Regions from separate parts of the Homo sapiens genome. Here regions 1, 2, 3 and 5 are each linked to region 4. Evidence: chromatin loops called from intact Hi-C (ENCODE). Cell type or tissue: endothelial cell of umbilical vein. All regions are shown on one strand. Region 1 has its middle 130 kb from the start of KIF4B. Region 2 has its middle 18 kb from the start of KIF4B. Region 3 has its middle 14 kb from the start of KIF4B. Region 4 overlaps MRPL22 (mitochondrial ribosomal protein L22). Region 5 has its middle 9.4 kb from the start of KIF4B.

Region 1 (5,000 bases), 200 kb before region 4:
CATGTTGTTATAAATTACAGTACAGATACTCTTCCACTTACAATGGAATTACATCCCAGTAAATCCTTCGAAGTAAGTCAAAATATGCGTGGCTGATGGAGCTGCAGCTCACCACCACTGCCCGGACTCTCGAGAGAAGTACAGTTTCTACTGAATGGTGTTGCTTTCACACCATGTAAAGTGAAAGAATCATAACATGTACAATTATAAGTCAGGTATTGCCTAAAGTTCTTTCCATTTTTATTGCTCTGTTTATTTATTTATTTATTGTTATTCTATAGTGGAAATATACCAAAATATACCATAATTTCTATTCTCCTGTGGATCAACATTTGACTATTTCCAGTTTGGGGCTGTTTTGAATAAAGCTACTATGAACATTCTTTTATACATTTTGTTTGAAGGTATGTTTCATTTCTCTTGACTAAATATCCAGAAGTGGAATAACTGGGTTTATGGGGTGGTGTATATTTAATTTTCAGGAATCTGAAACACCCAGGACCGGGGAAAAAGTAATTTTTGGAAAATGCAACTAAAACCACAGAGAGATACCATTTTTTACCCACTAACATAGGTATAATTAAAGACTGATGACTCTTGAGTATTGGCAAGGATGTGAAACAACACTCCTTTGAAAGTGAAACTCTAGTAATTGCATATTCACAGTGTTGGCTGACACTAGCTCAGGTACTGTTATCTCCTCTGTTCTGGGCACTCAGTACCCATTAATTAACCCAGCTGACTTTGCCCTGGCTCCCACTGAGCTTACCATCAGCTGACATTCCAAAGACTTTTTCACATCTACTATTGTTAAACTTATTCCCTCCAACCTCTTCTGTGCAAATGATTTTTATAATCCAGTTGCCTAACATAATTTTCCAACTTCAATAAACTTCATAACAAATTACACTTGTTCCAATTATAAAGGGGAAATCACTGCTTGTCATTAAAGCAATCAAAGAAAGCACACAAGAAAAACTTAAAATGTCTATAAAACAAAGCAAAAACCAAAAACTATAAAATTTTTAGAAAAGAAATGCAAGTGATGAAGACAAAGAATGCACGAAACCATATTTTGGTCTAGAAAACATTCCTAGACACGGTTTCATTTAATATCATAACCACTGTGTCAGGTAGATATTTGTAAAGCATCCTGCTCCCATTTTGTAAATGAGGAGGCAAATTCAAAGGGAATATGGGATTTGCTCAAGCTCATACAGCTAATGAGTTGTCAATTCATAATTTAAAATGAAGTTCATAACTGCAAATTGTATGCTTTTTTGTCTATATTGGTTCATCTCACCCTGATCACTCCAAATATCCCATGAACAACCCTAATCCATTTGATGAGTTTGCAAAAGACCCTGAGGATGGCCAATGCCCCCATTCTCTGACCCTTGATTGTTACAATTAAAATATATCTTTTGAAGCATGCTGATTTGCATTTCTTTTGCCCTTTTGTCTGAGTTTCTGGTAGCAGCCTGACACAGAACCAGGAACACTGATATTGCCCCAGCCACTGGCAAGCTCTAGGATCTTGTGTAGAGATCATATGGTAAGGAAAATGAATGTGGACTTTGGAGCCAAAAAAATTCATGCCAGCTACTAACTGTGTGGCCTTGATGAAATTTACTTCACCTTTCTGAGTGTCCATTTCCCAATCTGTAAAAGGAGTATAATAATCTCTATCTTGCAAAGTTAGGGTGAGGATGGAATTAGGTGACATGTATAAACAGTCTACAGTAGTAGGTGCTCAATGAATGGCATTTATATCATCATCACCATTATCATCATCATCATCATCACCATGAGTTATTACTGTCTCAAGGTTGGACTAGATTAGCTTTAAACCTATAAGCACCTTTGTCTGATATCTTGTGAGCCTATTTATGACCACATCTTCATATGTATAACAGAAAATTCGTTGTTTGGAAATTTTGACTCAATTTATTTGGTTTCAAATAATTGGTTACTATCTCACTCTCTGAGATATTCTAGAGCAATGTCTCCTTGACTCAGTCATGCACTTATCCATTATTGCCAACGTATTATGTGTCAGGTATTGTGTTAGACAAGGAATGAAATCCAGTGAACCTGACAATTATCCTGTTTATAGAAATATGCATATTTTCCCTGCAGGGGGCACTAAGAAACCAGTTCAGTTTCCTTCTAAAAAGTATTGCTCTTTTAAAGTCTGTGAATGTGTACTCGCTTCTGACAATCACCACTCTACAAGAAGAATTCACCAGAGAAGCTCCTTATTGTCCCACAGATGGCATGTTTTATGAAAAGGAATTTTTTTAAAAACAGGCATTAATTTGACAATACTGCATATTTGTTCAGATCAAAAGCCACTCATAATAGGACTCATAAATGCAGAATTAGTGAAATGAAAGTTGGATGCTGAAGCCAGTTCCAGTCCTAAACACAAAACAACACAGAATTCAGAGGCACATTACTTCTTTTCCAGGGGAATACAGGTGTACCTTGCTCTACACAAAGTGGGCATCCTAAACAATTGTGTATAAATTGATTCCTTCTGAAATGAAAGTCTCTTTCAAATCTATCTAAAGAAGCTGTTCTTTAAAAGAAACCTATAGCAAATGCTTTTGCAAAGCTAAAAATCACCTTGAAAAGTAAATAATGATTCCTGAAATACATTGTATAAATCTAGTATCTCATGTATCAAGATTGTTTAATAAAACACCACGCATGTGCATTGTCTGTGAAAATTTCAATTAAAACTTCATACATATGATTATTTATCATTGTGGTCTGTAGCTACCAACAAAGTCCAACAATAATTTATTTCTATTTCATTTCATTAAACAGGTACAATATGAAAATGAGGCAATACATGGCAATTTTCATAACATTAAGCTCTTTCACACAATGCATTAGCAGGAACTGAAAGTATCAGAAGGTTTAAGTTAATGAACAACTCTTTTCCCAATTATGAAGGATTTGTACGAGGGAACAGCATGAGTAGGGTGCAGTGGCAGGACTAGGAAGAAAAATCGGGCTTCCAGGACAGGGAATCTATTTGACTATCAATCTGCAAACTGTATTTTATTAAAAATGTAATTACCCACAGGACTCTTATTTGCAGAGCCTGTTGAAGGTATATTGACATTTGGAGCTGTGTTAAGGTCTCTGAAGTCATCTCAGTATTGGAACCTTCCTTATCGGGTTTAGTGTTTGTGGAGAAGAGGTTTCTTTCTCCTCAAAAGGCAAAGGCCCAGGAGAAAACTGCTTTATAACAACAGCTCCTCAGGTCAGTTATTTAAAAAAAAAAAAAGAGAGAGAGAGAGATGCACAGTCTTGGAATCCATCCTTTGTCTTTTTTGCATCCCTTTTCATCTTACCTATAGTCCTAGAGCCCGCTTCGTGGATGGCAGCCTGTGCACAGACAGAGCACCGAGCTTAGAAGGGCCCCATGTTTAACTTAATGTTGTGTTGTCACCATTTTTAAATTCTTAATGTTTTTTTTGAACAAGAGGGTCCCGCATTTTTATTTTGCACTGGGTCCCCCAAATCATGTAGCCAGTCCTGTCAAGCCTATACATGCACGCACACACACACACACACACACACACACACACCTCAGACATCTTCTCCAAGCCCTCGTTATAACCACTTGCTATACTTCGTAACCAGGTCCAGATGATGGAATACCGGTTTGGAGCTAGAGTTCAGAATGGGCTGCCTGGGCTCAATCCTCCTTCCTACTAGCTTTGTGACTTTGATTTCCTCATCTAATGAGGATGGTGTTCATCTCACCTCACAGGGTTGTTATGAGAATTAAATGAGTCAAAGTATATAAAGTATATAAAGCACTGAGAACGTGTGGGCACTCTATACAGGTGAGTGTTCTTCCCATGATGTTTATATTATTAGTGGGGAAGAAGAGGGAGGAAGTCTCCTGCTTCCTCTGTGAAACTTGCCTACTCTCCCAGGTTGAGTTCACTGGCCTCTCCGCTATTTTAATGAACTATATTTGGTATAACATTACTATCCTTCTACCTAAAATGCAGCATTTCCTAAACTTCAGTCATTCATGTACCCCTTCCAGGATTTTCACTCTGCCTACCATTTCTACTACTTACTTCTTATATTTGTTTACATCAACTTACTTTTTGAAGTGAAATAGTTTTATCTTATAAACTTAATTTTACTATATACTTTATTGTATATAGTGTCATTATTATATACTCTAAGTGAAAAACTAGTATCCCATGTCAAAAAAGAATGTAATACACAATAGTTAACATGTTTAGATGTATTCATACAACACCTTCAATCCTTTAGATACCACCAGTGGCACCCATATTAACTTTGTGTCCTCTTCCATTGGTCTCTGAGCATTCTAAGTGCAGTTATTGGGATCTCTATGTGCTCATGCACAGTGCACTGTGAACATCAAGTTTCCCAGAACTATTTGCTGAATGAATACTTATTAACAAACTGATAAGAGAGATAGCCCCTTGCAAAGATGCCTACCTTTTGACTGGGGCTATCCTAAGGCCCTAAAACCTTGAGTCCTAACAGCAATGGATTTCTCCAATGCAGCACTCCTCACAATGTAGTCTGAGAACCACCTACATCCTAATCACTCAAGGGGCTTGTTAAAAAGGCAGATTGCCCAGCCCCAATCTGAACCTACTGATTCAGAAGTTCTGCACATTAGTATAGCCTAATGTAGAATTTTAGTAATTCAGATAAGTAGTAGTAGTAGTAATAGCACTACTAAAAACAACTAGCATTAATTGTGTTCTTACTATGTACCAGAAATTATACCACACACTTACATACATTATCACTTCACCCCCTTAACAAGCCTAGGAAGTAGGTACTTGCCAAAGCCATATAACTATTATGGGGCAAGGAAAGGGTTTCAGGCAGCCTGACTCCAAAACCAAACTCATAACCACCACACTGTACTCTGGGTAGAGGGGAAGCTTCTGGAGAGAGGTCTTACCCATTTTGCCAGCCATGGACCC
Region 2 (5,000 bases), 49 kb before region 4:
ACAAATCCCTAAGCTCCCTAAGGACCCAGGACAGATGGGTTCTAATGAAGAGACAGGGAGGAACTATGTCCAGGAGCTGAAAGGGCCCCGGGTGGGAGAGGTGCTGGCTTGAGTCGCTGCCGGCTAGAGACCTCCCATCTGAGACAGCATGAAAGGAAACGATAAAAACAAGGAGGGAGGAGGAATGATTATATTATTCATGCCTGTATCTTGAAGATAATCATTGTAATTTCCTAAAAACCTGCTTACTCAGAGGAAGCGATCATATTCTAATAAGCCCTTGTTTATGAAACTCACAGTAATTGGATTGGAATGTGAATTATTAAACTGTATGTGGGGTGGCACTTCTTGCCAGGTGTTTAATGATTATGTTCAAATGTGTAGGTCTGGCCTGTCAGCTGGGAAGATAATACTCCCAGGAAGAAAATTGTTTAACTCTGGGTCAGAGCTAGGGTGTCTTTCACAAACTTCTGAAATAGCTGGACTGAAGAGGCCCTTACAAATCACATAATTGAACGGCCTCATTTTAGAGATGAGGAAATGGAGATCCAGAGTAGAAAAGGGCTTGTTGAAGGCCATACAGTGACCACACTGATGACCAATTGCTCCTCTATCTGTTTTCTCATAGTATTCGTGCATCCATCATGGCAGAATCAGTGGCTTGGCTTTCTTAACTGCCATTTCGTCTTCTTTCCACCTGGAGAGATTGGAAACCTAATCCATTTTTCTCAAAGTTAAGATTCCAGCTGCAAGATAAGTTCCACCAATTGCATGAGATTTTTCTGCAGCTGTAGCTGTTGAGAGACAAGGTGGTGGAGATGTAACTGTTAAGAGGCAGAGGTGGCTGAAGTTTTTAGCTACATGAGCCAATGAATTTTCTTCATTGTTTAAACAGCTTTGAGCAGGGCTTTCTGTAGCTTGAAACTAAAAGCAACTTAAATGATGTTGTTTAAATGTGTTAAGATCTTAGGAACAGGGCAGGCACAGTGGCTCACGCCTGTAATCCCAGCACTTTGGGAGGCCAAGCCAGGTGGATCATCTGAGGTCAGGAGTTCGAGACCAGCCTGGACAACATGGTAAAACCCTGTCTCTACTAAAAATGCAAAAAAAATAGCTGGAACTGGTGGTGTATCCCTATAATTCCAACTACTTGGGAGGCTGAGGCAGGAGAATTGCTTGAACCCGGGAGGCGGAGGTTGCAGTGAGCTGAGATGGCGTTGCTGCCCTCTAGTCTGGGTGACAGTGAGACTCCACCCCAGAAAAAAAAAAGGTATCAGGAAGTAAGCCATAGTTCCTAGGAGATCCTTAAAGGGGATCCATCACCCTCCCTCATCAAAAAAAAAAAAATTAATTAATTTTTTTTTGTTTGGTTTGGTTTGGTTTGTTTGTTTTGAGACAGAGTCTCGTCCTGTCACCAGGGTGGAGTGCAGTGGTGCAATCTCAGCTCACTGCAATCTCCGCCTCCCAGGTTCAACCGATTCTCCTGCCTCAGCCTCCTGAGTAGCTGGAACTACAGCCACATGCCACCACGCCCAGCTAATTTTTGTATTTTTAGTAGAGACGGGATTTCTCCATGTTGGCCAGGATGGTCTGGATCTCCTGACATCTTGATCCGCCCGCCTCGGCCTCCCAAAGTGCTGGGATTACCAGCGTGAGCTACCGCGCCCAGTCTTAATTCTTAAACTAGGACAATCTCTAAGGTCCCTTGCAGCATTAGCATTCTGTAATCTTATGAATCTATAAAGTTCTAAATTGTTGATTTGACTGATAATGAGTAACCTCTGCCATTATAAAAAAGTTTTATTTTTTAAATAAAGTTGGGTTTTTCCATTGCAAAAGAAATACATGCTTATTATAGAAAATTTGTAAGCTATAGGAAAAAACTAACCAAAAAGGCAACCACTGTGAATATTTTGGAAACTTCCTCCCAAATTGTTCATTTTTCTACGTATAATCTTAGCGAGGTTTTAATATAGCCAAGTTCATACTATATGTGCAATTCTGTACCATACTTTTTTCATTTGACGTTATAACATAATGCCACATAACTCCCACATTATTATAAGCCCTTTGTAAACAGCTTTTTTAAATGGCTTACCATTCCATTGAATGGATATTCTATAATTTAGTTTATTCCCCTAATGTTGGGCAAAATTAGGCTGTTTCCAGGTTTTGTGTTTATTTGTTTGCTATTCTATTTCCTTTGTAACAAAGGACTTCTTACTGAATGTAAAAGGAAGGGTCCCCAGCAGTAGAGTGGCGTTCCCCCATGTCAGACCACATGGGGGCAGAAGCAGGACAGCTATCTCATTGTCTAGGAAGCCCCTGCCTTGTCATGGAGACCACTCGGATGGGCCTATAGCTAAACAATGTGAAGAGGCATCTCTCTCTCTCATGACTTTCCTTCTATTTGGAAGATGGTCCCCTAGGGCCATTCCTGGCTTCGCTCCTAGAGGCAGAGTCCCTGCCCTGTTTGGTGGGCTTAGGAACGTGCCCTATTGCAAGGGGCTAGCATGGCCTCTGTTCCCTCATACTGTAAGTGTATCAAGGACAGACCACAATCTGGGCAGCTGTCCAGTGATCCAGCCTTGTCTATGGTGGGGTGAGAAGTCTCATTCGGGGATTCAGCAATATGAAATCCCTTTAATCTCCAAAATCAGCTATATCTCCCCAGCCTTCTGTCTTATTTTTCTTTTTTTTTTTTCATTCGTGTATTTATTCCACAGTCAAAATAAGTCATAATTTAAAGCCACAATATTTTTAAAAGATAACGGAGAATTGGTGGCACAGCTGCATTAGCAAAGAAGACACCAGTCTAAAGTGCAACACTAAACAAGTGTTCTCTGTTCCCATCATGGAATAAATACACACCATTACACACACAATTTCACTAAAGATCAGAGATGAGGCCAATAGCCCTTTGAAATGAACTGCCCAATGAATAGAGGCAGACTACAGATAATTTCTATTAAGATTTTACTGCAAGATAGAAAAATCCCCAAGGTGACTACTAACTTGAGCCCCTCATTTTATGCTCCTGGCCTTGGCTTCTGTTTTCTTTCCTCAGCTGTATCCAAATCCAAAAAGGCTTCTCTACCCCATGCTCAAAAATGCGACCTCAAGTAAGTCCCTAAGGTCCTCAGCACAGACTGATGTGAATAAGCCCGTGGGCAACCAGAACCGCCAGGGAAATCAGGAACACAAGCATAGAGCACGGCATCACTTGTTTAAATGATAGTTTTAACCATCGAATGAGCTCTGAAGCCACATGCTTTTCCTAAACAAACAGAAACACTGTCTTCATATCTTTCTATTCTTCTTGCAATAATGTTAAGTAAGCCATCCAAGTAAAAAAAAAAAATTAACAGAAACAATCAAAAATGAAAAATCAGGCTGGGCAAGGTGGCTCATGCCTGTAATCCCAGCAGTCTGGGAGGTCGAAGCAGGAGGATCACCTGAGATGAGGAGTTTGAGACCAGCCTGCCCAACATGGCGAAATCCTGTGTTTACTAAAAAATACAAAAATTAGCTGGGTGTGGTAGCGGGCTCCTGTACTCCCAGCTACTTGGGTGACTGAGGCAGGAGAGTCGCTTGAACCCAGGAGGCGGAGGTTGCAGTGAGCCAAGATGGCGCCACTGCACTCCTGCCTGGGCAACAGAGTGAGACTCCATCTCAAAAAAAAGAAAAAGGAAAAAGGAAAATTCAAAGGGTTTACACCAAAAAGCAAACCAGTCCTCTGCAACCTAACTAACTCCTTAGTTTGAGGGCTGTGAAGCCATGAAGAGGGCGATCAGGTAGTAGATGGTCCCTCCCACAGTTCAGCACCATGGCTGTCCCATAATGCATTTGGTCAGGCAGGCCTTGTTTCAGGTGGATGGTCACACTGTCAGATTTCTGGAAAAACTTCTGCAGTTCTGGAACTTTGTTTTTCCCAGCAGATTCACATGCAGTGGAATTGGAGGTCAGTTTAGTTGGTGTAGCAAACATGATATAGGTGGTGCTTCTGTGAAAACCACATGCTTGGCTGGGCGCAGTGGCTTACACCTGTAATCCCAGCACTTTGGGAGGCCGAGGCAGGTGGATCACCTGAGGTCAGGAGTTCAAGGCCAGCCCGGCCAACATGGTGAAACCCTGTCTCTACTAAAAATACAAAAAATTAGCCAGGCATGGTGGCTGGTGCCTGTAATCTCAGCTACTCGGGAGGCTGAGGCAGGAGAATTGCTTGAACCCGGGAGGTGGAGGTTGCAGTGACTCAAGTTTGCACCACTGCACTCCAGCCTGGGCAACAGAGCTAAACTCCATGAAGAAAGATGGAAGGAAGGAAGGAAGGAAGGAAGGAAGGAAGGAAGGAAGGAAGGAAGGAAGGAAGGAAGGAAGGAAAGAAGGGAGGGAGGGGAGGAGAGGGGAAGGGAGAGGGGAGGGGACAGGGGAGAGGAGGGGGAAGGAAGCGGAGGGGAGGGAAGGGGGGAGGGAGGGGAAGAGAGAGTAGAGGAGGGGAAAGGAGGGGAAGGGAAACCACAGGCTTTAATCCCTGTGGGCTTTAGGCCTCAAAGCCCATGCTCCCACCAACTTCTGCTTGAAGCCACTAAATTTGTAGTGCATGATGCCCAGGGCCTGGCTTCCAGCATCTGCTGCCTGAGCAGCTGCCCTTTGTCTTATTTTTCAATTGGTTTAAGACTCACTCAGACACGGAAGAAGAATGCTATTTATTAGATCTTTTCAAAACAAAAAAACTAAGACAATAATAATATCTTTGATTGTTGCCAAGTCTCTACACCTCCCACCCCGCAATAGGCTGTTGGGGTTTGGGATTGTTTTTAAAGGATTTAGCTGAAGACAAAACTTCTTGCTACCTCTGGATCTTGGCAACCAATATTATGCTCAGGCAGATACAACAGATAACAGAATTATTACTTATAATAGCCACTACCATTTATTGAATGGTAGTAATACTCCCTGCATTGTGTTAAATGCTTTACATGCTTAGTTCATGCTAACAA
Region 3 (5,000 bases), 82 kb before region 4:
GGTGCCTGTAGTCCCAGCTACTCAGGAGGCTGAGGCAGGAGAATGGCGTGAACCCGGAAGGCGGAGCTTGCAGTGAGCCGAGATCGCGCCACTGCACTCGGGCCTGGGGGACAGAGCGAGACTCCGTCTCAAAAAAATAAAAAATAAAAATAAAAATAAATAAAGCCTATATATGTAAAAACTACAGCTAACGTTATACTCAATTGCAAAAACAGAAAGTTTTCTCCGTAAGAACAGGAACAAGGCGAGGATGCCTACTCTCACCACTTCTATTCATCATTTGGTTTTCAGTTGTGTGGAATCTCTTTTTCTATCCCTTCACTTTCAGTCTATATGTGTTTTTATAAGTGAGGTGGGTTTCTTGTATGCAGGATATAGTTGGGTCCTGTTTCTTTATTCATTCAGCCATTTTATGCCCTTTAATTGGAGAATTGAGTTCATTTACATTCAGTGTTATTATTGATATGTACGGACTTAGTACTGCCATTCTGTTGCTTGTTTTCTGGTTGTTTTGTAACTCCTCTCTTCCTTTCTTACTGTCTTCCTTTTTGGTTCAGTGATTTTCTCTGGTAGTATGTTTTAATTTGTTTTTTATTTTTAGAGAATCTGTTATAGATTTTTACATTATGGTTACCATAAGGCTTACAAAAAACATATCATACATATAATCAGATATTTTAAAGAGATGACAACTTGGTCGGGCATGGTAGCTCACATGTGTCATCCCAGCACTTTGGGAGGCTGAGGTGGGTAGATTGCTTGAGTTCAGGAGTTCGAGACCAGCCTGAGCAACACAGTGAAACCCCGTCTCTACTAAAAGTAAAAAAATTAGCTGGCCGTGGTGGAGCGTGCCTGTAATCCCAGCTACTGAGGAGGCTGAGGCAGGAGAATCGCTTGAACCCTGGAGGCAGAGGTTGCAGTGAGCCAAGATGGCACCACTGCACTCCAGCCTGGGTGACAGAGCAAGATTCCATATCAAAAAAAAAAAAAAAGAGATGACAACTTATCTTAGATCACAAAGAAAATAATAGAGACAAAGAAAAAAACAGAAAAATAAAACCTTCTACAGCTTAACTTCATTCCTCCACATTTTAACTGTCTCAATTTGCATATTTTTATGCTGCCCAACTCATAGCAGGTTGCTATAGCTATTATTGTTTTTGGTAAATTTGTCTGTTGAGCTTCATACTGGAGTTATGAGTAGGAAATAATAATACAGTATTACAGTACTCTGGGTTTGTTTGTGCAGTCAATTTTACCAGTGGGTTTTATACTTTCAATTTTTTTGGCACGTTAGTGTTGTTTTCTTTCAGATTTGAGAACCCTCTTTAGCATTTCTTGTTAGATAGATCTGGTAGTGGTAAATTCTCTTAGCTTTTGTTTGTCTGGGAAAAAAACTTTATCTCCCCTTCAGATTTGAAAGATAATTTTGCTAGATATAGTATTCTTGAATGTCAGTTTTTTTCTTTTGGCACTTTGAAAATGTCATTCCATTCCCTCCTGGCCTGTATGGCTTCCACTGAAACGTCTGTTGCCAGATGAATTGGAGCTCCTTTATAAATTATTTGCTTCTTTTCTCTTGCTACTTTTAGGATTCTCTCTTTGTCCTTGACCTTTGAGAATTTTATTATTACATGCCTTGAGGTAGTCTTATTTGGGGTCAAAGCTATTTGGTGTTCTCTAACCTTCCTGTGCCTGGTTATTTATAACTTCACCAAGTTTTTTAAAGTTTTCTGTTATTATTTCTTTGAATAAGCTTTCTACCCTGTACTCTTGCTCAGCTGCCTTTTGAACATCCATAATTCTTAGATTTGGTCTTTTAAGGTAATATTTTTGTATCTTGTAGGCAATCTTGCTGTTCATCCTTTTTGTTTCTCCTCTGTTTGTGTGTTTTCAAATAGTCATCTTCTAGCTCATCGATTCTTTTCTCCACTCTATCAATTCTGCTGTTGAGACCCTCTAATAAATTTTTCAGTGTAGCACATATATTTTTCAGTTTCATGATTTCTGTTTGATTTTTTAAAATTATTTCAATCTCTGTTAAATTTTTCTGATAAATTTCTGACTTGCTTTTTTGTGTTATCTTGGAGATCCCCTAAAACTACTGTTTTAAATTCTTCTTCAGAGAGCTCACATATCACCATCTCATTAGGGTCAGTTACTAGTTCCTTGCTTTGTCTGTTTGGGGAGATCATGGTTCCTTGTTTGCTGTTACTTCTTATGGATGTATGTCTATGTATTTGTATTGCTTTAATTATTTATTCCAGTCTTCTCTAACTGGCTTGTTTAGGTTTTTATTAGATGTGTTTGCTTGGATGTTCTTTACTATTTGGTCACTGCCTCCCCTTTGGCTCTAGGTGGCACCTTAAGCCCAGGTTCTCCTCAGCTCTAGTAAATAATTGAAGCACTGTCCTTCCTGAATGCAGAAGCTCCTAAAGGGGATATCCCAGCATTGTGGGAAAGCTGGCTAGGGGTTTGTGCCCAGGGGACCTGTGGAATGAACCACCTTCAGCGTGGTGTGCTACTGTGATTTGGCATCTCCTTTGGCCAAGTTACAGAGCAGAGTTCCCAGGGCTGGAAATGGTAATCATAACTCCCACTTTGTCTCTGCCTGTCTTCAGGGATATTTCTCTCTTCAGACACTCTCGATGCTACCCGTGGCTTAAGGAAGGGACAAATCTCCTGCCAGGGCATCCAAGATGGTTGTCCACCTTAGTCTCACTGTTTCCAGTGTAGAGACAGTGAATTGGGGGAAAATATTTCTGCATGCTTGGTGCTGGGCAGAATGGAGGGAGGAGCATCACAGATGTGGAAGTCCTATTCTCTGCTCAGAATTTTTTTCACTTCTCTGAGGCCCTGGGAGCTATCTCATCTTCATATTTGAGTTCTGGCGTATTTTTTAGGATAATCTCAGCACTCAATGTTTGTTTTTGGTTTTCTGTGAAGGGGAGTAAATCCAGCTTGCTTCTGCACCACCATTTTGGAACTGGAAGTCCTCTCAGTAAGCATCTTTATGATGGGTATTTCTGGACATTTATCTTGTTCCTTTTTGTTTGGAACATATTTCCCTATTTATTCATTCACCTTGAATATTTATTTATTAATTTACCTTGACTGTGTTGGTGTCTGCTCATTAGAAAAAAAAAGTCCACCTCTCCTAGTCTTCATGGACTGGCCTCATATAGGAGAATATCTTCATCAACCAGCCCAGCCAGAAATTCTGGGGCCTCAAACTTTTATTGCTAGTCCAACCTGCTTTCTTTATTTTCAGTGACTCCCAGGTATGTTTGGTCCAGTTGGTGCTCTGAGACAAGTGAAAAATGAAGCCAATTCCTTGGGAAGCCCCCCAAAAACTTAGATCATTAGACGCTGTCCAACTCTTTTCCTCCCCCAAGGAGCAGCTGGAATTTGAGTGTTGTTTTTTTTTTTCTACCTGCTCACTGTGCACCAAGCTGGGTGGCGGGGAGTGATGACTAATTATATGCTAGGTAAAAATTCTATCTTTCTTTCACTAGCCCCCAGGTGACTAGAATGCTAGGTTCCATTAATGCTCTGAGACAGGCAAGAAAGAAGCCAGTTCTTTAGGCAGCATCCAGAAAAGTTAGAGCATTGGATGTGTGGTCTCTTTCCCTCCCCACAGAGAAGCTGGGAGCTAGGGTTTTTCATTCACTAATTCTGTGCTGAGTGAGGAAATGGGGCTACGGAGACTGTCAGCCTAAACCTCTGTCTGTCCGCAGGGCACGGTGGCTCACGCCTGTAATCCCAGCACTTTGGGAGGCAGAGGCGGGCAGATCACCTGAGGTCAGGAGTTTGAGACCAGCTTGGCCAACATGTTGACACTTCATCTCTACTAAAAATACAAAAATTAGCCGGGCATGGTGGCGTGCCGCCTATAGTCCCAGCTACTCGGGAGGCTGAGGCAAGAGAATTTCTTGAATCCGGGAGGTGGAGGTTGCAGTGAGCCGAGATCATGCCACTCCAGCCTGGGTGACAGAGCAAGACTCCTTCTCAACAAGCAAAAAACAAAAAATAAAATAAAATAAACCTCTGTCTCTGTTTACCCTAGACCTCAGGCAGCTAGATTATGCTGGGTTCTATCAGCACTCCAAGACAAACTCCAGTCATTTGGACAGTGCCTGCAAAAGGTGGGGCATTGGGCATGCAGACCAACTCTTGCTGTTCCTTGGGAGAAGCTGGGAGCTAGGGTTTTTCATATGCTCACTCTGTGCTAAGCTGGGGTAGGAGCTATGGCAACTGTCAGCTCAAACCACTATCTTTACTCTCTTCTAGATGATTAGGGTATGCTGGGTCCTATCAGTGGTCCAAGACTGGCAAGACAGAAGACAGTCCTCAGGAACCTCTGAAAAAGCTGGGGCATTGTACATGCAATTCAATTCTTTCCCTATTCAGGGAGAGGCTGGAAGCTAGAGTCGTGGTTCTTCTCAATCTTATGGCACTGTGCCAGGGGTAAGGGTTGAGGTGAGAGGGCGTCAAATTTTCCTACTGGCTTTGATGTGTCAAGTTTTGCACTCACCCAGGGTGAAAGAGCCTCTCAACTAGTTTCTGTATTTCTCACAAAGGGAATTTGTCCATGAATTGTTGTTGAATCAGTGTATTTGTTGGGGGAAAGGAGAGTCTAGGGCCTCTTATTCCACCATCCTGCTGCCCCAGTACTTTTTAAAAACTTTTTTCAACCAGCAAATATTTACCGGACATCCATCCACTCTGCATCTGGCACTAAGTAGGTCTTGGGACACAGTAGAATGTAAAACAGAAATTGCCCCTGCCCTCAGAAAAAGTATATTCTAGTAGCATAGGCAGGCAGAAGCAAGTAAAGAAACAAATAAAATAATTACAAATTGCATAAGTTCTACCAAAAAACAATGAGGAGATGACACGCAGAATAACAGTGAAGTTTAAGGAAAGAGGAGGTAACATTTCAGCTGAGATGCAAAGAATAAGGCAAGAAGGCCATTAAAAGAGGTGTGCCTTTGTATAAT
Region 4 (5,000 bases):
TTACCATTAGAAAATGCTAGTGAGCCAACTTGTTATTTTGAAAACTGGTGAATGAAGAGAAAGAATGAAGAAAAAGACAAGACTTATCCTGTCTTTCCTATACAAACTGTACCATTAAGTTTCCAAGTAGTAGATGAGGAAAAATTTGACTTGTATAAAGTTAGTAATGAAGGAATAGCAAATTATTATAGCATCATCTTATAATCCTTAATAAACTAATGGATAAAGGAGGCATTATGTGCCTCCTTATGGAAGAACACACCACCCACCATCCACAAAGTAGTCTTTCCTGCCCAAAATGAAACTGGGGGCTCAAGCCCCTAGATTCAAAATAGGAAACACAGAGAAAAGACAACATGTTACGTAATATCATGGGGATGCACTCGGTAAAATCCAAGGTATAGAAAACGCTACAAAACAACCAATTGTCTCCAACAAATAAATTACAAGAAAAAAAAGAGAGGGTTGAATAAAAAACCTACAGAGTAAGAGATTTAACAGAAATATCAATTAGTTTCAATGTGTGAACTATTATAAAGTATGACAGTTACGAAGCCATTGGAAGTTTAAATATCAAATGGATATTTAATGCTTTTTAATGAGATAATAGTAAAATATTTATGAAAATGATACAGTGGGGGGAGTGTTTCAAAATATGATGAGGGAGAGTACAGGTTATAAATAACATTGGCCATAAGTAGTAAGTGTTGAAGTTGGGTGACGGATACATGGAGGTTCATCAAACTGTCTACTTTTGTATATGTCTGGGCATATCCAAATAAAAAGTTAACACAGCAAACTTTGGTATTTCCCTACTGCCCACAATACGAAGTCCAGACTCTTTAGCGAGACATAGAAGGCCTTTCATAATCTAGACCCAATCTGCCCTTATAGCCTAGCCACATAGATGTTCATTGTTCCCTGAACAAGCCTTTATTCAAATTGTTTTCTCGTCTTATTATCTCCTGAATGAAATGCTTATCCTGTTTTAAGTTCTAGCTCAAATGTCACCTCAATGTGAAACATCACCTAATCCCTTATCTGATCATGATTCTCGCGTTGTCTTAATACTTTGTTCTTGCCAGCCATACAGCAATGACTTAGACCACTGTACTATCGTAAGTGGCTATAATAGAATGAGTTATTGTACTAAGTGTACAGATGTTGAGCATTTAAAGGGCAAGTCCGACTTTCTTTGTATTCTAGCACCAAGAACAATGTCTGGTACGTGGATACTGCGTAAACATTTAACTCAGACTTATATACTCAAAGTGGTTGTATATTGGCATATTCTCATACAAATATGCAACTTGGATGATTTACTTGGCAAACAAAACCTTTGTTTTTAGTCTTCAAGCCATTTAGACCAAAGACTCAAACAAATCTATTCTAGTGTATCATTTTTACCCCAAGTTCACTATCTCCTATCCTAATATCAAGATTAGTGCCATCAAAATACCTAACAAAATCAATACCTTTGCCATCCACATTTAGGTTCCAATGTCTTAACTGAAAAGCACAAAATTAGGATACATGATGTATGAAGGCCTATTTTGCTAAAATAAGCCGAGTGGTGACAGCTGAGGCTACAGAGTCGAGCAGACCTTGGTCTAAATCCTAACTCTAATTTACTAGGTGAATGGCCTTGGGGAAGTCATATAATTTTCTGGGTCTCAGTTTTCCCATCAGTAAATAGACTAATAATAATTACCTCATAGCCTTCTTAAGAAGCTCAAATGCAAGTAAAATACTTAACCTGACACTTAAAAGGGCTCAATAAATTTTAGATATTATTACTTGTAGAATGAGGAAAATAATACTTACTTAATACTGTTGATGGATTAATAATTTAGTGCATCCTACAATGTCTAGCCCATGATAAACACTGATGGCTAGTGTTATTTTTAAATTAGGCCCTTTGGCCAAGTATGGTGGCTCACGCCTGCAATACCAGCACTTTGGGAGGCCACGATAGGAGGACTGTTTGAGGCCAGGAGTTCAAGACCAGCCTGGGCAACATAGCAAGGCCTTGCCTCTGTTTTGTTTATTTTATTTTGAGACAGAGTTTCACTCTTGTCACCCAGGCTGGAATGCAATGGTGCGATCTCAGCTCACTGCAACCTCCGCCTCCTGGATTCAAACGATTCTCCTGCCTCAGCCTCCCAAGTAGCTGGGATTACAGGGACGCACCACCGCACCCCACACCTGGCTAATTTTTGTATTTTTAGTAGAGACGGGGTTTCACCATGTTGGCCAGGCTGGTCTTGAACTCCTGACCTCAGGTGATCCACCCATCTCAGCCTCCCAAAGTGCTAGGATTACAGGTGTGAGCCACCACACCCGTGTTTCTTTTTTTAAGGGCATAAAAAATAAAACAAAGTTAGGCCCTTTGAACAGTTAATCTCTCCTGTCCCCAGCCCCCAAATAAGTCCTGTGAACTGTAAGCTTTAAATACACAATTTCAAAGTTTTTTCTCAAGTTTATAATCATAAACGTTTATGGTTCTATGTAGTTGTAATTAGCGAGTAGGGTACACTATGTTTGTCACCTCTTTGGACCTTGGTTTCTTTGTCTGTGAAAAGAGGAATTAGACTACATCATCTATAAGGCCTCTCCTAACCTTAATTCTATCTCTAATCTCATCACCAACAGCATGACAGAAACATGAACCCCTTTGCTACAAACCAATCTGAAAGATTTCTTGAGTCAGGCCCATACCTGCTGTACCCGCCTAGCACAGTACCTTGCGCTCTTCAAATCTTCAATACATATTTGGTGAATTAAATATGTTGCTTCATAAATTAAACATACTATGAATTAATAATGTCAAAGCTTTCTGAATTCTTATAATACTTTCAGGACTCAAATAATTCATGAACTGAATTATCAAGCAAAGACCAAACTACTATAATCAAATTAAATTAAAGTATTATTCCAAATGGGGTTCTTAATTTAGAAGCACAGAATATCAAATCAAAAGTTCCTATGTGCCCTCTCCTGGCCAATTGCTGGAATAACACTCAATTAAAACAAAATGAAGCAACCTTAAAACAGAAAATACAGACAAATTCTAATTCTAATTATCAGTCCTCATCTGAGAGTGACCTAAGTATCTCTGGTCACTCACTCTTCCTTGAGACACTTTCTTTAATTGGGTTCCAGGACACTTGGGGTTTTCTTCTCCCCTCTCTGGCCACTCCCCCACAGTCTCCTTTGTTGTTTCCTTGTCTCCCTCCCTGGTCTGTAATATTGGCTGCCTTAGGCAGGAATCAATCCTCGGACTCTTTCTATCTACACTCACTCCCTTGGTGAAGTCAACCAGCTTTGCAGCTTTAAACATTATCCATGCATTGATGACTCCCAAATGTACATCCGTTCCCTGAACTCTATAAACTCATATACCCAATTGCCTACTCGTATCTCTACTTGGATGCTTACAACAGCTCAGATTTAACAAACCCAAAAGTGACCTACTAATATTCTCCCCAAACCTGCTCCTCTGGAAGTCTTCCTAGCTCAGTAAGTGGTTAACTCTACCCTTCCAGTTGCTCAGGTCATAAACTTTGGTGTCACCCTTCTTTCTCACACCTCCCATCCAATGCATCAACAAGATCTGTCAGGTGTGGTTAACATACTGCCAGAATCCAACCATTCACTTACCTTCACGGCCACCCTAATCCAAGCCACCATGATCTCATACCTGAAATAGCCAACGGTCTCTGCTTCCATCCTTGCTCCCCATCCCCACCCCAGTCTATTCTCAACACAGCAGCCAGAAAGAACCACTCATAAACATAAGTCAGATCATATAACTCCATGCTCAAAACCTTACAACAGTTTCCCATCTTGCTCAGAATAAAAGCCAAAGTATTTACAAAAAATAATAAGGCTCTATATGATTTATGACTGCCCCTTCCTCTCTGACCTCATCTCCTATCACTATCCCTCTCCTTTTTGTCATTGTTCCTGACACCAGATATGGTTCCTTGGAGCTGTTGCACTTACTATTCTATCTGCACAGAATGCTGTTTGTTCAGATGTTAGCACAGCATGCTTCCTCATTTCCTTCAAATCTTTACTCAAAGATTATCTTTTAGTGAGGCCTTCCCTATCTAAAACTACAAGTTCCTCTCTCAAACACACATACTTCTTATTCTCAATCTCTGCTTTATTTTCTCATAAGCAGATGTCACTATCTAATATACTCTATATTTTACTTATTTTGCTTATTTGCCCCCCTTACTATATTGTACACCCCACAATGGCAAGGGATTATTGTCTGTTCCTGTTCCCTGCAAAATCCTCAGTGCTAGAATAGTTCCCAGCTCAGAGCAGGCACTAAATACATATTTGTAGAATCAATGAAAGAATACAGAGACAGGTAAGGTAAGAGGACTGAGTGTAAATAACTATGCCAAAATTTTACACATGGTTGGAAACTGAGGAAAGCTTAAGAGGATATGCCCCCATCTAAAGGGTGGTACAGACAGGCTTGGTGGCTCACGTCTGTAATCCCAGAGACTCGGGAGCCTGAGGTGGGAAGATCACTTGAGCCCAAGAGTGCGAGACCAGCCTGTACAACATAGTGAGACTCTGTCTCCTAAAAAAAAATATTTTTTTGGCTGGGCGTGGTGGCTCATGCCTGTAATCCCAGCACTTTGGGAGGCCAAAGCGGGCGGATCGTTTGAGCCTAGGAGTTTGAGACCAGCTTGGCCAACATGGTGAAACCCCATCTCTACTAAAAATACAAAACTTAGCCAGGTATGGCGGCCTGCACCTGTAGTCCCAGAAAATATTTTGTTTAGATCCTCACTTTGACATTTAACTGTGTAACCTTCAGTAAGTCACAAAACTTCTCAAATGTATGCATCAGTAAAATAGGAGACTTGGAATTCAAAAACTGAAAACTGTCAGTCAGCTAACAAATATAGCCTACAGAGTAATCCCAGCACTTTGGGAGACTGAGGTGGGAGATTACTTAAGCCCAGGAGTTTCAGACC
Region 5 (5,000 bases), 58 kb before region 4:
GACTTGGAACCAACCCAAAGTGCCCATCAATGGTAGACTAGATAAAGAAAATAAGGCACGCTGGCCAGGCACGGTGGCTTACACCTGTGATCCCAGCACTTTGGGAGGCCGAGGTGGGCAGATCACCTGAGGTCGGGAGTTCGAGACCAGCCTGACCGACATGGAGAAATCCCATCTCTACTAAAAACACAAAAAATTAGCCAGGTGTGGTGGCACATGCCTGTAATCCCAGCTACTCAGGAGGCTGAGGAAGGAGAATCACTTGAACCTGGGAGGCAGAGGTTGCAGTGAGCCAAGATCATGCCATTACACCACAGCCTGGGCAACAAGAGCAAAACTCCATCTCAAAATTAAAAAAAAAAAAGAAAAAGAAAAGAAAAGAAAATGTGGCACATATACACCATGGAATACTATGCAGCCGTGAAAAAGGATGAGTTCATGTCCTTTGCAGGGACATGGATGAAGCTGGAAACCACCATTCTCAGAAAACTAACACAGGAACAGAAAACCAAACACTACATGTTCTCACAATGAGAACACATGGACACAGGGAGGGGAACATCATATACCAGGACCTGTCAGAGGGTGGGGGCTAGGGGAGGGATAGCATTAGGGGAAATACCTAATGTAGATGATGGGTTGATAGGTACAGCAAACCACCATGGCACGTGTATACCTATGTAACAAACCTGCACATCCTGCACATGTATCCCAGAACTTAAAGTATAATTTAAAAAAAAAAAAAGAATTTTCATCAGGAAAGGATGTTGAAAAAAAAAAAGAATGCTCTGTTACTGTAATTTATATGTGCCTGGGTGCAATTTCACTATTCAAGATGTATGTGTATAATGTTCAATCACATCAGTTCTGGGGGCAGTGGCATGCTTAAAACATCTGAGCAGATGGCTCTTTTCTGGAATATTCTATTGCAATGTAAAATCTCACGCACACAGACACACACAATGACCTGACCCCAAGATAGTTTTAATAGGCATCCAAGCACCCAAACAGGGGGGTTACTCACACCAAATCATGTGTGTAGAGTCTCAGTAGGCAAGAAAGTTAGAATTCAACCCCCACAAAACACAGCTTTCACATCACTGCAGCTACCTCTACTTAATTCTTATCAATTTGCTTTGAAAAGCCTGAGATGGGCCTTTTTGAGCTCTGAGCTGGGGTGACTGCAGCTCTCCTCAGAAAATTTGATCAGCAAGCTACTTGCAAAATTCAAAGTCCAAATCCCTAATCGCAGGTAACTTGTTTTCAAATAATGATACCACCTGGAAAACATACAGTGCTTCATATTTTCAAAGTGCCTTTACCCACATGGCCACATTTGACCCCCTCCTAACACTGGCAGCCAGGCAGGGCAGGGAAGGAGAAACCATGAGAGGCAAGGTGATATGCCCAAGCCTGCATACGTGGAAAGTGATGCCCCAGCTGTACACCACGGATGAATCAGAAATAAAACCCCAACCCTAGGGTCTTTCTGTGATGGGTGGGAAGCCTTGCATTTGACTGAGCTGCAAATTTTACATGTCATTACCCTACTAGCTTACTTGAATATTCACACTCATTCTCTCCTACCTTGGGGCCTTTTGTCCTCCCTCTGCCTGGAATACTCATCCCTCCTACCTCTCACTCCCCAGAATAGCCACTTCTTTCTCATTCTTCACATCTCAGCTCAAATGCCTCCTCAGAGAGGTCTTTCCTAACCACCCTTTCTAGGAGGTAAGCCCCCACTATCACATACGTTGCTTTATAGTCTGCATTGAACTTAGCACTTTCTGAAATTGTTTTGGGTACTCATCAGTAATAATTTCTTGTTAATCACCTATTTCACCACAAGAACAAGAATGAGGACAGTGATAGTGACAGGAGGCAACCAAATGCCCAGGTAGATAGGGGCAGACCACCAGTGAAACCCCACCTTCCAGCCAAAAAACAGCCTGAAGTCTGAAAGATCAGACTGCTGGTCCCAGATGAAACCCACAAGCCAGAGTGAGAACTTCTGTTCTTGTTTGTCCACCCTTTCCCTATTGAGTCTTTCTGAATAATGCCTCTTAACCAATCAAATGTTGCCTTTTCCAATACCACCTATGGCCCTGCTATTCTGAGGCCATAAAAGCCCCAGACTCAGTCACACTGGTTCCCCGCATTCAGTTAGGGGAACGTCCTGTCTCCACAGAAAGCTGTTTCATCACTCAATAAAACTCCCTGCCTTGCTCACTCTTTGATTGTCAGCATATCCTCATTCTTCTTGGATGCTGGACAAGAGCTTGGGACCCACTGAGAACGGGTACCCAAAAAGGCTATGACACTGGCCTTTTGCGCCTGCCAGCAGAGGGCAGCCATTCCACATGATGGGGCCAGGGGCTGACTGAGCTGCTAACATGCCACCATCCATCAGGCTGTGTATGGCAGAACTAAAAGAGCTAATTAGCACCCTAACACTCCCTCTGGAGCTTCTCTGTCATGGGCACCCTTGCACCTGGTCTGGCCATGGGCCCCACACAGAGCTTGCTCCTGTGTCATGCTCGGAGTGGCCGGCCAGATCCCACACTGGCTCGCTCATATGCTCCCTCCCGGAAGGGGCTGAGTGCGGCAGGCCAAGTAGACAGGGCACCACTGCTGCGAGTCCAGCAAAGGGGCCGAGAGAAAAATCTTCTGTCAACAGGAACCTGGCCCAGCTTGTTCACTATTATATCTCAAGTGCCCAGAACAATGCCTGGTATATAGTAGTTGCCCCCAAATATTTTGAGGGTTACTAAACTATTTTATTAATATTCATTAATGACTTGTAAAGCAAACAGGACAGTGTTAGTATTCCCACTTTACAGATGAGGAAATGGAGTCCCAGAGAGATTAGGTGACTTATTCAAGGGCACACAACTGGAAAGTGACAGAGTTGGGAAAAGAACCCAGGTCTTTGACATCAAGCCCAATGCTATCTCCACTATATAGTTTTTTAATATAAAATTTGGGAAACGAGAAATTATTATTAATCAAGAATTATTTTATATAACATTCATTCACTCAACGAAAAATTTTGAGCATTTACTAAGTCCAAGAAAGTCCATTAAACACTGTGGGAGATAAAAGGATAGAGATAGGATATACTTCCTGCCTTCAAGGAGCTTACCATCTTCTAAGGGAGTTAAAATAAGTGCACAAATATCCATAAAATAAAATAAGAAGTTTTAAGTGCTGTTATGGATTGAATTGCGTCCTCCCATCAAAATTTATATGTCAAAGTCCCAACATGCAGTTCCTCAGACAGTAACCTTATTTGGAGACAGGGTGTTTAAAGAGGTATTCAGGGATACACGAGGTCATATGGGTGGGCCTTAATCCATGCGCCTGTATTTGGTATAGCATTTCAAATAGTAAATTAAAATGAGGCATCTAGGATGGGACCGTAATGCAGTATGACTGGTATCTCTGTAAGAGGAAGAAAGACCAGTTGCAGTGGCTCACGCCTGTAATCCCAGAATTCTGAGAGGCCAAGGCAAGAGGATTACTTGAGACCAGGTGTTCAAGACCAGCAACACCACAGAGAGATTCCCATCTCTCTTTTTTTTTTTTTTTTTTTTTGAGATGGAGTCTCACTCTGTGACCTAGGCTGAAGTACAGTGGCACGATCTCGGCTCACTGCAACCTCTGCCTTCTGGGTTCAAGTGATTCTCCTGCCTCAGCCTCCCGAGTAGCTGGGATTACAGTTGCCCGCCACCATGCCCAGCTAATTTTTGTATTTTTAGTAGAGGTGGGGTTTCACCATGTTGGTCAGGCTGGTCTCGAACTCCTGACCTCAAATGACCCACCCACCTCGGTCTCCCAAAGTGCTGGGATTACAGGCATGAGCCACTGTTCCCGGCCCCATCTCTTTAAAAAAAGAAAAAAAAAAAAGCCAGTCATAGTGGCATGCACCTGTAGCCCCAGCTACTTGGGAAGCTGAGGTGGGAGCATTGCTTGAGCCCAGGAAATTGAGCCTGCAGTGAGTCATGATTGTGTCACTCCAGCCTGGGCCACAGAGTGAGACTCTGTCTCAAAAAAAAAAAAAATAGGCCATGAGAGGACCTGGTAAGCAGGTAGCTGTCTATAAATCAAGGAGAGATGCCTCAGGAAAACTAAGCCTGTCGATGCCTTGATCTTGCACTTCTAGCCTCCAGAACTGTGAAAAAATTAATTTATATTGTTTAAGCAACCCAGTTTATGGTATTTTGTTATGAAAGCCCTGGCAAACTAATACAAGTACCTTAATGAAAATGGAGAAAAAGTCCAGAGGCCAGTAAAAACTTCCAGCTAAGAAAACATCTGGGAAGCATCTTGGAGGAGACAGTATTTGATGTAGGCTTTAGAGGGCAAGTCAGATTTCTACATATGGAGATGGTAGGTGCTGGAAGCCAGCCTGAAAGTGCCTGTCAAGGTCAGTTTAAAGAGCGGGATTTTTCTTCTGTTGGTTTGGGGAAGCTTCGAAGGATTTTGCACAGGAGAGTGGTAAGAGCACAACCAAAACTGAGGAATAATAACCTGGCATCTTGTATAAAATAGGATGGAAAGAGAAGAGGAGGAAAACTTGAAGGAAAGTTGGGCGATTCCATCAGGAACTCAGGCAAGAAGTGCTGAGGACCTGAAATAGAGAATTAAATGTTTGTTTGTTTGTTTGTTTTTGAGATGGAATCTCGCTCTGTTGCCCAGGCTAGAGGGCAGTGGCGCAATCTCGACTCACTGCAACCTCCACCTCCCGGGTTCACACCATTCTCCCGCCTCAGCCGCCTGAGTACTGGGACTACAGGCGTCCGCCACCACGCCTGGCTAATTTTGTTTTTGTATTTTTAGTAGAGACGGGGTTTCACTGTGTTAGCCAGGATGGTCTCGATCTCCTGACCTCCTGATCCGCCCACCTCGGACTCTCAAAGTGCTGGGATTACAGGCGCGAGCCACCGTGCCTGGCCGAAATAGGGCATTAAATGTTATAGTGGACACTTCCAGTTCTTGCC

Evidence for each region. Peaks named below come from ENCODE experiments on the same cell type or tissue, not always from the same donor. Only the 100,000 strongest peaks of a DNase experiment are listed, where the experiment ranks them.
Region 1: it touches region 4 in a loop (20-fold over the local background); 11 of 110 quality-filtered maps call a loop at or near these places.
Region 2: a loop joins it to region 4, with 5 times the contacts of the local background. A loop is called at or near these places in 15 of 110 quality-filtered maps.
Region 3: it touches region 4 in a loop (16-fold over the local background); 9 of 110 quality-filtered maps call a loop at or near these places.
Region 5: a loop joins it to region 4, with 11 times the contacts of the local background. A loop is called at or near these places in 15 of 110 quality-filtered maps.

The regions. Positions count from the first base shown.
Region 1 is chr5:155,144,572-155,149,571 of GRCh38, reverse strand. No RefSeq gene overlaps it. Among named protein-coding and RNA genes, the nearest start is that of KIF4B, 130 kb to the right of the region's middle. In endothelial cell of umbilical vein, no CTCF peak of the experiment used is centred here; no DNase peak of the experiment used is centred here; H3K27me3 peaks cover 480 bases.
Region 2 is chr5:154,993,200-154,998,199 of GRCh38, reverse strand. It overlaps the pseudogene LOC100288010. Among named protein-coding and RNA genes, the nearest start is that of KIF4B, 18 kb to the left of the region's middle. In endothelial cell of umbilical vein, a CTCF peak has its summit at 2,279 (motif pointing right); a DNase peak (open chromatin) is centred at 159; H3K27ac peaks cover 1,145 bases.
Region 3 is chr5:155,025,581-155,030,580 of GRCh38, reverse strand. No RefSeq gene overlaps it. Among named protein-coding and RNA genes, the nearest start is that of KIF4B, 14 kb to the right of the region's middle. In endothelial cell of umbilical vein, a CTCF peak has its summit at 2,339 (motif pointing right); no DNase peak of the experiment used is centred here.
Region 4 is chr5:154,943,878-154,948,877 of GRCh38, reverse strand. All of the region lies in intron 2 of MRPL22 (mitochondrial ribosomal protein L22), which reads right to left. Among named protein-coding and RNA genes, the nearest start is that of MRPL22, 5.3 kb to the right of the region's middle. In endothelial cell of umbilical vein, a CTCF peak has its summit at 2,998 (motif pointing left); DNase peaks (open chromatin) are centred at 2,987 and 3,967; H3K27ac peaks cover 1,318 bases.
Region 5 is chr5:155,001,891-155,006,890 of GRCh38, reverse strand. No RefSeq gene overlaps it. Among named protein-coding and RNA genes, the nearest start is that of KIF4B, 9.4 kb to the left of the region's middle. In endothelial cell of umbilical vein, a CTCF peak has its summit at 2,344 (motif pointing right); a DNase peak (open chromatin) is centred at 2,380.